2 separate regions of the Mus musculus genome follow, and region 1 is linked to region 2. A link is a contact called in ENCODE Hi-C or POLR2A ChIA-PET data. All regions are on one chromosome and are shown on one strand. Each heading gives the region's core, a stretch centred on a gene start or an enhancer-like site at or near the end of the contact. The rest is flanking DNA. Distances are from core to core; before and after follow the strand shown. Region 1 has its middle 15 kb from the start of Nfyb. Region 2 holds the start of Zfr2 (zinc finger RNA binding protein 2).

What was found. Hi-C counts contacts between places; a loop is a spot of excess contacts on that map. ChIA-PET counts read pairs that join two places held with the same protein, here RNA polymerase II (POLR2A).
Region 1: a loop to region 2 is called in a map of T-helper 17 cell, with 4 times the contacts of the local background. The contact joins the enhancer-like site here to the promoter of Zfr2 in region 2. A Hi-C loop is called at or near these places in 1 of 37 maps with a recorded cell type or tissue (T-helper 17 cell). POLR2A ChIA-PET finds 5 or more read pairs at or near these places in 2 of 5 experiments (Patski and embryonic stem cell).

The regions. Positions count from the first base shown.
Region 1 is chr10:82,776,373-82,781,855 of GRCm38, reverse strand. It overlaps a transcript of Hcfc2 not described here. Among named protein-coding and RNA genes, the nearest start is that of Nfyb, 15 kb to the right of the region's middle. Within about 2 kb of position 3,742, at least 1 of the 3 ENCODE cell types and tissues checked has a DNase peak (open chromatin) inside an H3K27ac peak, as active enhancers do.
Region 2 is chr10:81,230,075-81,236,094 of GRCm38, reverse strand. Zfr2 (zinc finger RNA binding protein 2) reads right to left here and starts at 2,932. Exons shown (of 18, transcript NM_001034895.3): 1 at 2,853-2,932. The coding sequence starts at 2,905. It overlaps Atcay (ataxia, cerebellar, Cayman type), which reads left to right and starts at 5,309. Exons shown (of 13, transcript NM_178662.4): 1 at 5,309-5,603.

The sequences.
Region 1 (5,483 bases), core at 2,493-4,992, 1.5 Mb before region 2:
TCCAGGCATGGTAGCATGTGCTTGTCATACCAGTGATAGGGAGTCAGAGATAGGTGGATCTCTGGGGCTGGTGGGCCAGCCAGCCTATCCTCCTTGGCAAGTACCAGATTGAATACACACTCACAAAAGCATATACACATGTGCATAAATACACACATGCATACAAACACATGTATACATATACACACATGTATACATACATACATACATACACATGCATACAGAGTGTATTGGCTGGTTTTGTGTGTCAACTTGACACAAGCTGGAGTTATCACAGAGATAGGAGCCTCCCTTGAGGGAATTCCTCCATGAGATCCAGCTGTAAGGCATTTTCTCGATTAGTGGTCAAGGGTGGGAGGGCCCATTGTGGGTGGTGCCATCCCTGGGCTGGGAGTCTTGGATTCTATAAGAAAGCAAGCTGAGCAAGCCAGGGGAAGCAAGTCAGTAAGCAGCACCCTTCCATGGCTTCTGCATCAGCTCCTGCCTCCAGGTTCCTACACTGTGTGAGTTCCCGTCCTGACTTCCTGTGGTAATGAACAGCAATGTCGAAGTGTAAACTGAATAAATCCTTTCCTCCCCAACTTGCTTCTTGGTTATGATGTTTGTGCAGGAAAAGAAACCTTGATTAAGACACACACACACATGTGCATGCATACACACACATGAATAGATAGATATACATGCATATATACATACACACTTACATATACACATGCATGCATACACAAAAAAGAAAGAAAAGACTTAAAAGAGTAAGTTGGAAGACTGCCTCATTTTAAAGCTACAGTACTGAAGACCATGTGGTATTGGTGTAGTGATGGAAAAACAGATCAAAGGAACAGAAAGTGTTCTAAGATAGACACATGTCTACTTTTTACTTTATCAAGGTCACTTCTATGATTAGGCTCTAAATGGCACTAGGGTGTCTTTCTTGATTATTGGGGTGTCTTTCATGTCTTGAACAAGCTATTTTGGCTTCTTCCTAACAGCCATGAGGGTGGGTGGACTTGTGTATTATTCAGCTTTTTGTCTGAATAGCAAATACCTGAAATGGTCAACTTAGTGGGAGAAAAGCTTCAATCTGACCTAGAATCCTCAAAGATCATTGTCTTAGTTAGGGTTTACTGCTGTGAGGGGACACCATGACCAAGGCAACTCTTACAAAGAAAACATTTTACTGGGGCTGGCTTAGAGTTTCAGAGGTTCAGTCCATTATCATCATGGTGGGGAGCATGGCATCGTGTAGACAGACATGGTGCTGGAGGAACTGAAAGTTCTACCTCTCGATCCAAAGGCAGCCAGGAGATACATACCCACAATGACTCACTACCTCCAACAGGGCCACACCTACTTCAACAAGGCCACATCCTCTAATAGTGCCACTCCCTGGGCCAAGCATACTCATACCATGACACTGCTCTATCAGCCAGAGTTCAGATCCCAGCACCCACGCTGATCAGCTTACAAACAACTGCTACTTCCAGCTCCAAGAAATTTCACACCCACTTCTGGCCTCTGGTTACTTGCACACATACACACACACACACACACACACACACACACACACACACACGCGTAAATTAAAGGAAAAAAAAAAGAGCACACGATACCCAATGTCCTAAAATCTACTAAGCCCCACCTCCTAAACCACTTCCTGATAGTCTGATAGTGACACTCTGGGGATCAGCTTTTAATACACAGGCCCCTTAAAAATAGTTTTGATTAGCTATTAATTAATTAATTATTATGTGTGCATACATGAGTGCACGTGTGTATGCTAGTATATGTGTGTATGTATGTATATATGTGTATGCCTGCATGAATTCACGTGTGTGACCATTTGTGTGTATGTATACATGTACATGCATGTGCATTCGTGTGTGTGTGTGTGTGTGTGTGTGCGCGCGCGCGCGAGTGCGCGCGTGCACACGTGCATGCATGCGTGTGTCTGCATGTGGAGGTCAGGATTACTTTCAGGAGATTGCTTTTTCCTTCCTCCATGTTGAAACAGGGTTTGTGTTTCTGTCTCTCTGTGTACTCCAGCTTAGTGGGTTCCAAGTTTCCACAGAATTCTCCTGCCTCCACCTCCAGTCTTACTGTCGGAGTTCTGGGATTACAGATGTGCACCACCACATTCCATTACCCTATGAGTTCTGGGACTTAAACTTAGGTTTGAGTTGTTTTTTGTTTTTTTGTTTTTTTTAACAAAATCTCAGTCATTCAATTTTACCAATGAAGACTCGGGAACCAGATGTGGGGTGGAAGCCTGCTAGCTCGGAGAGGCAGAGAAAGCACCAGTCAGCCTTCTTCCTTAGCCGACATCCCAGAAAGAATGCCTCTCTCTCAAACAAAACAAAACAAAACAAAACAACAACCAAAAACACAAAAAAACTCTTCCCAACTCAATGTCCCTCCCTTCTACTTCCTGTGTGTCTCTTTATCTGTCCTCCTGGTCCCCTCCTACTCTCTATGATTTTTTTCTTAATCTTGGGTTCATTTCCTGTCAGCTCTGCTTGCTCCGCCCCTTGACCTATGGTTGACTTTATTTAATCCTGTTTAAAATACCCACTAAAGGTGTATGCTAAGCCTGAGCCACACCACAACTAAAAACAGGCTTTTCCAGTCAGGAACACAATCTTAGGGTTCACAGTGTGATCAAACACCCTGCAGCAGGTTTGCTCAGCAAGTGTTTTTACCCAGTGAGCCAGCTCCCTCGCTGGACAAATGAACCCTGGAAGGACATTCTAGATGTAAACTATAGTACTTGGCCATCAGTCCCCAAGCCCCGTTCACACCTCCAAATAACTATGGCCAACAACTGGACCACAAGGCCAGGAACCGCCCACAAATCCCTTACCGGATTCCCACCCTCAGCAGCCCTGTGAGATCAAAAGTGTTTCTTTTCTATGGTCTTTTTGACCAGATCTCATATGGCTCAGGCTGCCCTTTGACCTCTCTGAGTAGCTGAGGATAACCGTGAACTTCTGATCTTTTTGCTTCTACATCCCAAGCGCTGGATTGGAGGGTGTGGACAGCTATGCCTCATTTAGGCAATGCTAAGGATTGGCCAGGACTTTGTGCATGGTTAGCAAGTGCTCTATCAACAGCTTCTCCTCCAGAGCCCATAAATGTTTCCTTGTTTTTTGTCTTGTCTTGTTTTGTTTTGCTTGTTTGATTTTTGTTGTTTGGTTGTTGTTGTTGTTGTTGTTTTGTTTTTGTTTTTTCTTTTGGTGTTTGGGTTTGTTTTATTTTATTTTTTATTTTTTTGAGACAGGGTTGTTCTGGAACTTGCTCTGGAGACAAGGCTGGCCTCAAACTCACAGAGACCTACCTGCCTCTGCCTCTACAGTGCTGGGATTAAAGGTATGTGCCACCACTGCCAGGCTTACTTTTCAAGGCACTACATTTAGGGTAACTCTTTGCATAACAATTTATAGTCAATACAGTGAGTATTGGTCTAGGAAACAGAATAGTCAAGTCCCGGAGACTGAAAGTTAGAAAGGGCAGGAAACTGTTAGCCTCTGTGGTCTGAAGGTGCCTGGAGAGCAGAGAGCTCGGGATCCAACAGAAAGAAGCGGCCTGACTGTGGCCTTTGGCAGAGGAAGGTGGCATGCCAGGTGACCGGGAGCCAGGCAAACAAACACCCCATCTCGGTTTCTTCTCACCACCAACCTGGCCAAGTTGCCGCCTCTGCTGACCAAGCACATGATGCAGGGTGGTAGAAGCAGGGCTTGCCGGTGTGAATGTGCTGTAGCGAGTGGGGGAGGGGCAGGGAAGAAACAGGTGATTTCGTTGTTCTGGGCTGTGCCTCTGGGAACGCAAACAGGAGAGAAAAGCAAGGGAGAGCCACAGAGCAGGTCTGGACGGTGGGGCGGCGGGAAACAAGCGGTGCTGCGGCATGAGCTCAATCAGCAGAGTGCCAGGATGTCCTCTGACATCCTGGGAGGGTGGAAGGACTTGGAAGGGCTTTCCCCGTAGTGTGTGACTCCCAAGTTCTTTAGGTTTTAAGCACCGTCCTTGGCCAGAGGTCACAGGCTTCCTTAAAGGGACAGCCAGAGAACAGTTTCTTCTTTGCATCCCAGCTTCTCTGTTGCCACCACAACAGGAAAACATCTTAAACAGTATAGAGCCCATAATGGCTGTACCGCAGCCCAGCTTTATAGACAAAACCCGGCAGTTTGCCAAGGCCTGGTCCAGGATCCTCCGGATTGTCTTTTATTGTTTTGTGTTCACATAGACATTTTCTTTTTCCCAGTGCAGGGGGTCAACTACAGGGGCCTGCCAGGCAAGCACTGTACCATGGAGTTACATCAGATAATTAAAAAAAAAATAATGTGTTTATTTTTATGTGCATTGGTGTTTTGCCTGCATATATGTCTGTGTGAGGGTGCCAGGTCACCTGGAACTGGAGTTATTGATGGTTGTGAGTTGCCATGTGGGTACTGGGAATTGAACCCTGGTCCTCTGGAAGAGCAGCCAAATGCCCTTAAGTGCTGAGCCATCTCTCCAGTCTTCAGATAAGTTTTGCTGTCTCTCTCCTGGGATGGGTCTGTCCCAAGGCCTGGCTTCTGACAGATAAGCAGTTTGACCCTCTTTTAGGGTTCCTGGAAGGAATGAGTCAGCAGATTACACTGTTGGTTCCTATAGAAATCTCAGAATGAATGCTTGAATAGCCAAGGAACGACTAATAAGAGAGATGGAGCCAGGGTTTCTGATTCTAACCGTTTTGACTTCAAGTATTTTCTGGAAAATACATTAAAGGAATGTTTTCCTTTCATGCCAGGAATATATTCTTGCTCTAGTAAACGAAGATTAAGCTTGGATACCAGGCAGACCTGAGTTGAAAACTCTGTCATTAACTAGGCATTGATTTTGCTAGTTTCTTCTCCTGTAACATGAAGCCCTTATTTCATAGGGAACGGCAGCTCTTCTCATTACAAAAGATAACAGAATCCATTCACCCTCAATAGTCCTTTCTCAGTTGCCCACCCAGGACTACTGTTCTCTTGAAAACTATAAGGCCTTTCAGTTTGCTTGTTTGTTTGTTCTTTCCAAATTACAGGTTTTTCAGTTTGGGTTTTAACAATATTTTTTTCAGGCATACATCTCAGAACAGATCCCAAGTGTCGAAAGTGAAGGCATAACTGCTGCAAGGTATGGGTGAGGAGAAAGTGTTTATAGATATGAGACGTGTAGTCAGACATCTTATAAGCAGATGTGAAGGAGGCATTCGGAAGAGCCCAGAACAGGGGGTGCTGTACAATGAACATGGCCAGGGGACTAGACTGGCTCATGAGAGAGGGCTGGGGAGAGAGCAAGAGAGAAAGAAACAGAGAGACAGAGGAGAGGAGGGGGAGACGAGAAACCAAGAACAAGCACAGAGGACCAAGAGAGCAAAAGACAACGCATGGCTGACAGGGCAGGTTTATGTAGGGATGAGAAAATGGGCTGTGGCTGGAGGAGTTTAGGGGAGGGGGCGGGGT
Region 2 (6,020 bases), core at 1,683-4,182:
TAAACAGGCCCCCTTCATGGCCTTTGCATCAGCTTGCTCTCAGTAAGGAAGGGACAGTGGTATGAAGCCATAAGCTGAGTTAAACACTTTGTGCCCCCACCTTCTTTTGGCTATGGCATTTCACCATGGCAAAGGTAACCCTGACTAAGACGGATTGGTGCCAGGTTCATGAGGAGTTGCTGAAACAGGCCTGAGCGTGTTCTACGGAGGACTGAGAAGAGCTCGGGAGCTGCTTTCCCGGATGGTGCAGGGTGCCTGGTAGAAGACAGGCCTGTGAGGCTCACAGGGACTGAAGACCACATTGGGGCTGGGGGACAACCATCTACAATTCTGAACTAAGGGTCTGTGGTTCTGGCCCGCCCAAGTGAAGAAAAGAAAGGCAGAAGAGACCAGCATCACTGAGGTGAAGGCTTCTGGGAAGTGTTTCCTGAGGGCCAGCACACAGCTGTGTTCCAGAGGTAGCCAAGGCTGTACCTCAGGCTGGCAGCCGAACTTAGTAAGAGTCATCCAGGTGGTACTGGTTTGGAAAGCATGGAGAGCAGTGGGGCTCGGCACTGTGAGAGGCCAGGAGAGCCACTGGTGAAGAAGATGTGGCCACAGTGGCAGTTGATGGCCCCAGAGTGAAAAGGTCATGCAAAGAAGTTAAGTCTTGGCACCATGAAGGGATCCCATGAGAGGCTATTGGTGAAAGTGCAGCCCAGTTACACAGAGACCACAGTGTTTTGGAGATGCCAGTACCATGGGATGACCACCAAGACCAGCAGCAGCCATGGCAGAGCAGAGCCAGCCAGAATTTAGAAGACAAGCTGTGTGTGCTACCGGGGCCAAGGAGCCCCAGAAGAAGCCCAGATCGCTGGCTCCTGAGTTAGCTACATTGGTGAAATTGCTTTTTGCCTTGCTTCACTTTTGACCTTGTCTTGGTTCGTTCCTCTTGGAACCCACAGTTGAGAGTCTTTGAATTTTTTTTTAAAGAGATTTTGGAGTTTTACAGAGCAGATATTTTAAAAAAGAAACTGAGTTTTTATCCATTTAAAAAGATTTATTATTTTTACTTTTTGTGTGGAGTTTCTTTGCCTGCATGTCTGTCTGTGCACCACATATGTACCTGGTGCCTGCAGAGGCCAGAAGGGGGTGTCAGGTACCCTGGGGCCACAGGTGGTTTTGAGCTGCTGTGCAAGAGTGCCAGGTACCGAACCTGGGTCCTCTGAAATGGCAGCCAGTGCTCTAACCACTGGGCCCTTCTCCAGCTCCGAACTGAGTTTAAACGGTTTGATTTGTAAAGAAGTTTGTAGTATGTTTTGTATTGTGATGTTCACTGACAAGCGATCTTGAGGACTAAAGTCACTGCTAAATAGTCGTACTGCTGTGTCAATTTGACAAAGGTCAGTTGTGCTGAACTTTGATCAACTTGACACAAGCTAAAGTCATCTGAAAGGAGGGAACCCACTGAGAAAATGCCTCCATGAGATCAGGCTGTAGGCAAGCCTGTAGGGTGGTTTCTTAATTAGGGACCAATGTGTGTGGCGCCATCCCTGGGCTCTGGTCCTGGGTTCTATAGGACAGCAGGCTGAGCAAGCCATGGGGAGCAAGCCTGTCAGCAGCGCCCTCCATGGACTCTGCATCAGCTCTGCCTCCAGGTTCCTGCCCTGTGTGAGCTCCTGTCATGGTGATCTGGAAGTGTGAGTCACGCAAATCCTTTCCTCCCAGCTTGCTGTTGACTGGAGCGTTTTCTTTTCTTTTTTTTTTTCTTTTCATCATTTGTATATTTGTGTGTGTTGTGCTACGGCAGTGGACTTGCCTGACTTACAGACCTGGAACTCTGGTCCCCACAGTGACCCTCTCACCAGCTCTTGGCCCGGGTGTGTTATCACTGCAACTGTAACCCTAACCAAGCCACTGAGTGAAGAGGACACTCGTCCCCAGCCGTCAGCCCCCAACTCCTCACACACAGCCAAGCGCCTTCTCTCCACTTGGCACGGACATTATTCATGTGGCCTTTTATTTAGAGACAACATCTCCTTTAGTTCTTCAGCCTGGCCTCATACTCACTGTAGCTCAGGCTAGCCCTGAACTTAGACACACACACACTGCCTCAGCTTCTCTCTTCAAAGATTGGATTGGAAGCCTGTGCCACTTGCCTGTGCTTTACTGACTTCCAAAGACCAGAGGCTCACTTTACCCTGCCTAGCTTAGCCCCCCATCCATTAGACACAGAACCCCAGACCCCATCCTCGTCTGGAGAGCCCCCCATCCATCAGGGACTGAACCCAAATTCATCCCTGTCTAGAGGGTAACCCATCTGTCAGACACCAGAACCCCCAATCCATACTCACCTGGAGGGTCCCCCATTCATCAGGGATTAGAACCCCCAATTCAGGCCCATCTGGAGGGTCCCCCATCCACTAGACATCAGAACCCCAGACTCCATCCCCGTCTCGAGGGTCCTCCATCCATCAGGAACCAGAACTCTGACTCCATCCCTGCCTGGAGGATTCCCCCATACATCAGACACCAAAAACTCCAATTCTATCCATCAGGGGCCAGAACACCCCACCCTATTCCCGCTTGGAAGGTTCCCCAAGGTCTCAGGTCCTCTCTGAGGTCAGTCCCCTCCCCCAACTCTGTCCTCCATCCTCGGTCCCCACCCTACCCATCCAGGTCGGTCCCTCCTAGGCTAGCCCTATCCCCACGGGGTCCCCGCCCCCACCCTGCCTGTCACTCCCCGGACTCCCCGCCCCGCCCTCCCGCGGACCCCAGGGGCCGTCGCCCCGCCTCGGGCCCGCCCCGCTCCCCGTGACTCACGACCGAGTCCCGCGGGGTTGGGGCGCCTCGCCGCCCACGGGGCTCGTTACCTGGACGACGGGTTGGTGCCCTGCGCGAGGCCGGAAGAGCTGCTAGCCGCCATGTCCACGTCCTCCCGGAGCCCACGGGAGTGACGTCAGGGCCTTGCCCCCGACGCACCGCCCCGTGCTCGTTCAAGCCCCGCCCCTGCTCGAACCTGCCATCCCTAGCCCCAGAGAGCCTCAGCCTGTCTCCGCCCACCGGCCAAGCCCCGCCCCCTACGGAGGACGCCTAACTCAGGTGCCTCTATGATGATGAAAGGACATCTTAGGGAAGTCGGTTCTAGACCCGGCCTGCCATCCGCCACGTGGAGTCCCAGGGATCAAGGATCAAACTCCAGTAGTTGGGCTTGGCGGCAAGCCCCATCACCTGCTGATGTACACTGCCACCTTCCTTATCTCTTCTTGGACGCAAGGCAGAGAGCTGGCTGATTCTTGAGAAAGCTTGAGAAATTCCAAGGCTGAGAGAGTGGGTGGGTGGCACGTGACCATCCTTGACCTGAGCATGTGTGGCCTCCAAGGCTTAAGGCTCTAGGTGTGTAGCCCACGTCTTTCTAGAAGGCAGGGGGACTGTGGCAGTTTCTCTTGAGTTACATGTGATCTTTTCCCCTATTATTTATTGCAAGCCCTGTGCCCTTGACTTTTGCCTCTGAGAGTCCAACTTCTGACGTGTTCTAGAAAGGTGCAAACTGATTTATCAGTGCTAAAGGAAACACACAAAATGGAGTAATAGCCCAGAAAATGCAAGGAAACCCAGACACCTATTCCAACATGGATGGATGGCCCTTGAGGACAGCATGTCAGCATGAGTCAGACACAAAAGGACACTCGGACCAGGATCTCACTTCCAGGAGGTTCCTGGAGTCCTCAGACTGACAGACACAGGAAGTAAGATATAAGAAGTAGGGAGGTGATGGGCATAGTGTGGGTAGATGGAAGGTTCTGAAAGTGGGTGGGAGTTATGGCCGCACCGACAGGTGAATGAGCCTCGTGCTCAGTGAGACAGTAGGCACGCATTTCCATGGTGGGAAATGCCTAGAACAAACCTGTTGTCAGGAAGAGAGAGCCTATGTGACCTATACTCACATGTACACTCGTATGAACGTAGGAGATCCGAGAGTACTGACAGTACAGGCAAAGGCCTTGTGGCAGGAAGGAACTTGATGTGCTCACAGGATGTGCAGAAAGAACCTTGGAGATCCACTACTATGTGGGGTCTTATATTAGTTACCAGGAAAGATAAGAAACTGAATGGAGGGGGGTTAAACCCCAAACATTTATTCTCTCACACTTTCAGGGACCAAAGTCTGGGCGATTAGTTCTTTATGGACACTGGGGACATCCTTCTCTGCTCTCTTTTACTTCTGGTAACGTCTGGAAATCAACTGCAGTTCTCAGCTGCTAAATCAAATTGTAGCTTAGTCTCCATTTTCCCCAGGACCCTTGCTTGCCATACTAGGCAGAGCTCTACCCCTGACCACTGGCTGAATTCTACATAGGACATCACCTCTGACCACGCCCCCACCCCTCTTTAAATGTTTGTGTGTGTGTGTGTGTGTGTGTGTGCATGTGCCAGTGCATGTGTCAGTGCACATGCAGAGGGCAGACGTTGACATCAATGGCCCTCCGATTGCTTTTCAGTTAGCCCCAGCCTCCTCCCGCGCTTGCTTCGGGCTGAAACTGCCAGTGCACACCAGCTTCTCTGCCTACCCCCCTCCTCCCTGACAGCTCCACGCACACCTGCTGAACCATCCAGCATGACCCCTCTTCTCACTTCTGAGATGGGGGCTCACCAAGTTGTCCAGGCTGACCTTAGTCCAACCTGGATTTGAACTTGCAACGCGCCTCCCCACCCCCCACCCCCCGGTCTCAGCGCTTCCAGTACTTGAGACCAGGATACAAACTGTCTTTCCATCCCATCCAACTGCAGATGCTGAGCTGCATGCGAGCTGTCCATTTTTCCATCAGCTTCTAGATTTCCTCTGGGCAACTGCAGGGGCGCTGTTCCCACGGTAGCGCAGACCCAATACATCTAAAACAATCAGCCAGGTTCGCTGCATCCCAACATTCTGCCTTGTCCTGGGTGAATGAGGGACCCTTTGACTCACCCTGAAAGGGGGATCTGGAAGCCTCCATTTCTTTGCCCTCAAAGATGGTTTCAAGGGCGTCTCTTCCCCCGTACCAAAGAATCCTGCAGGCTCCCCGCCCCCATCCTGTAAGAGTTAGGCCACGGCTGCTTGTCCGTTTATTTATTTTCTCTTATGGTTTTGCATAAGTAAGATGCACCATCTCAGAGACTTTTTTTTTTTTTTTTTTTTTTTTTTTTGCACCTGCTCTGGGCATGGCTGGGAGAAATGCTTTCGCCTCAGCCAATGGGGAGAGGAGGATGCAGGCAGGGATGCTAGAACTGTCTATCAGGCCTGGGCCCGCCCCCTGCACACAAAAGCAGCTTCCTCCACTATCTGAGGGAAAGACAGAGCCTCAGCCATCAGAAAGGGAAAAGCCAGAGCCGCGGCAGGCCTGGGCTGCGATGGCAGGGGAAACAGTGACTAAAGGGGGACAGGGGTGCTGCTACTAACCCACGGCGCCGCCTTCTACAGTTGGGCCGGACAGGTGTGCTGTGGCCACGTCGCCCTGGGTGACCTTCCTCAGATGTGGACTTGGCCCTGAGCATCCTTCCACCAGGCCCCTCGCCTGGGTACCATCGAGAAATGCCCGCCTTTGTGTCCAAGTGACAGCGCAGAGGCAGCTTCCGCTACCGAGGTGAGTGGGCCTTTTGCAAACTGGAAATTTAAATTGTCATTTGTCCCTTGCTTCTAGCCCAGCTATGGAAAGGTTTATTGGGGAAATGCTGGCGGCACCCCAGCGCGGATGCTGCGCCAGCCAGGAGGGTCGGGGGTGGGGTGAGGGGAATGCAGAACCCAAGGATTAGAGCCCCAGTTCTCGGTGGAGCATCCTGGGGGCGGTAAACCTCCCATCCGGTGTCGAGTGTTTTCTATTTATAACCCTGACTGCGGGCTCGGAGAAATCAGCATTGCATATACATTAAAAAGGGTGGGTATTTTAGCAGCGTGGCCACCGGCATAGACCTATACTGTTTATCCTGGATTTGGGGGGGTTCCTGGTCTCTCGCTGTCACTTGGCATTCATGGACACCCACCACACCCAGGACTTGGAAGT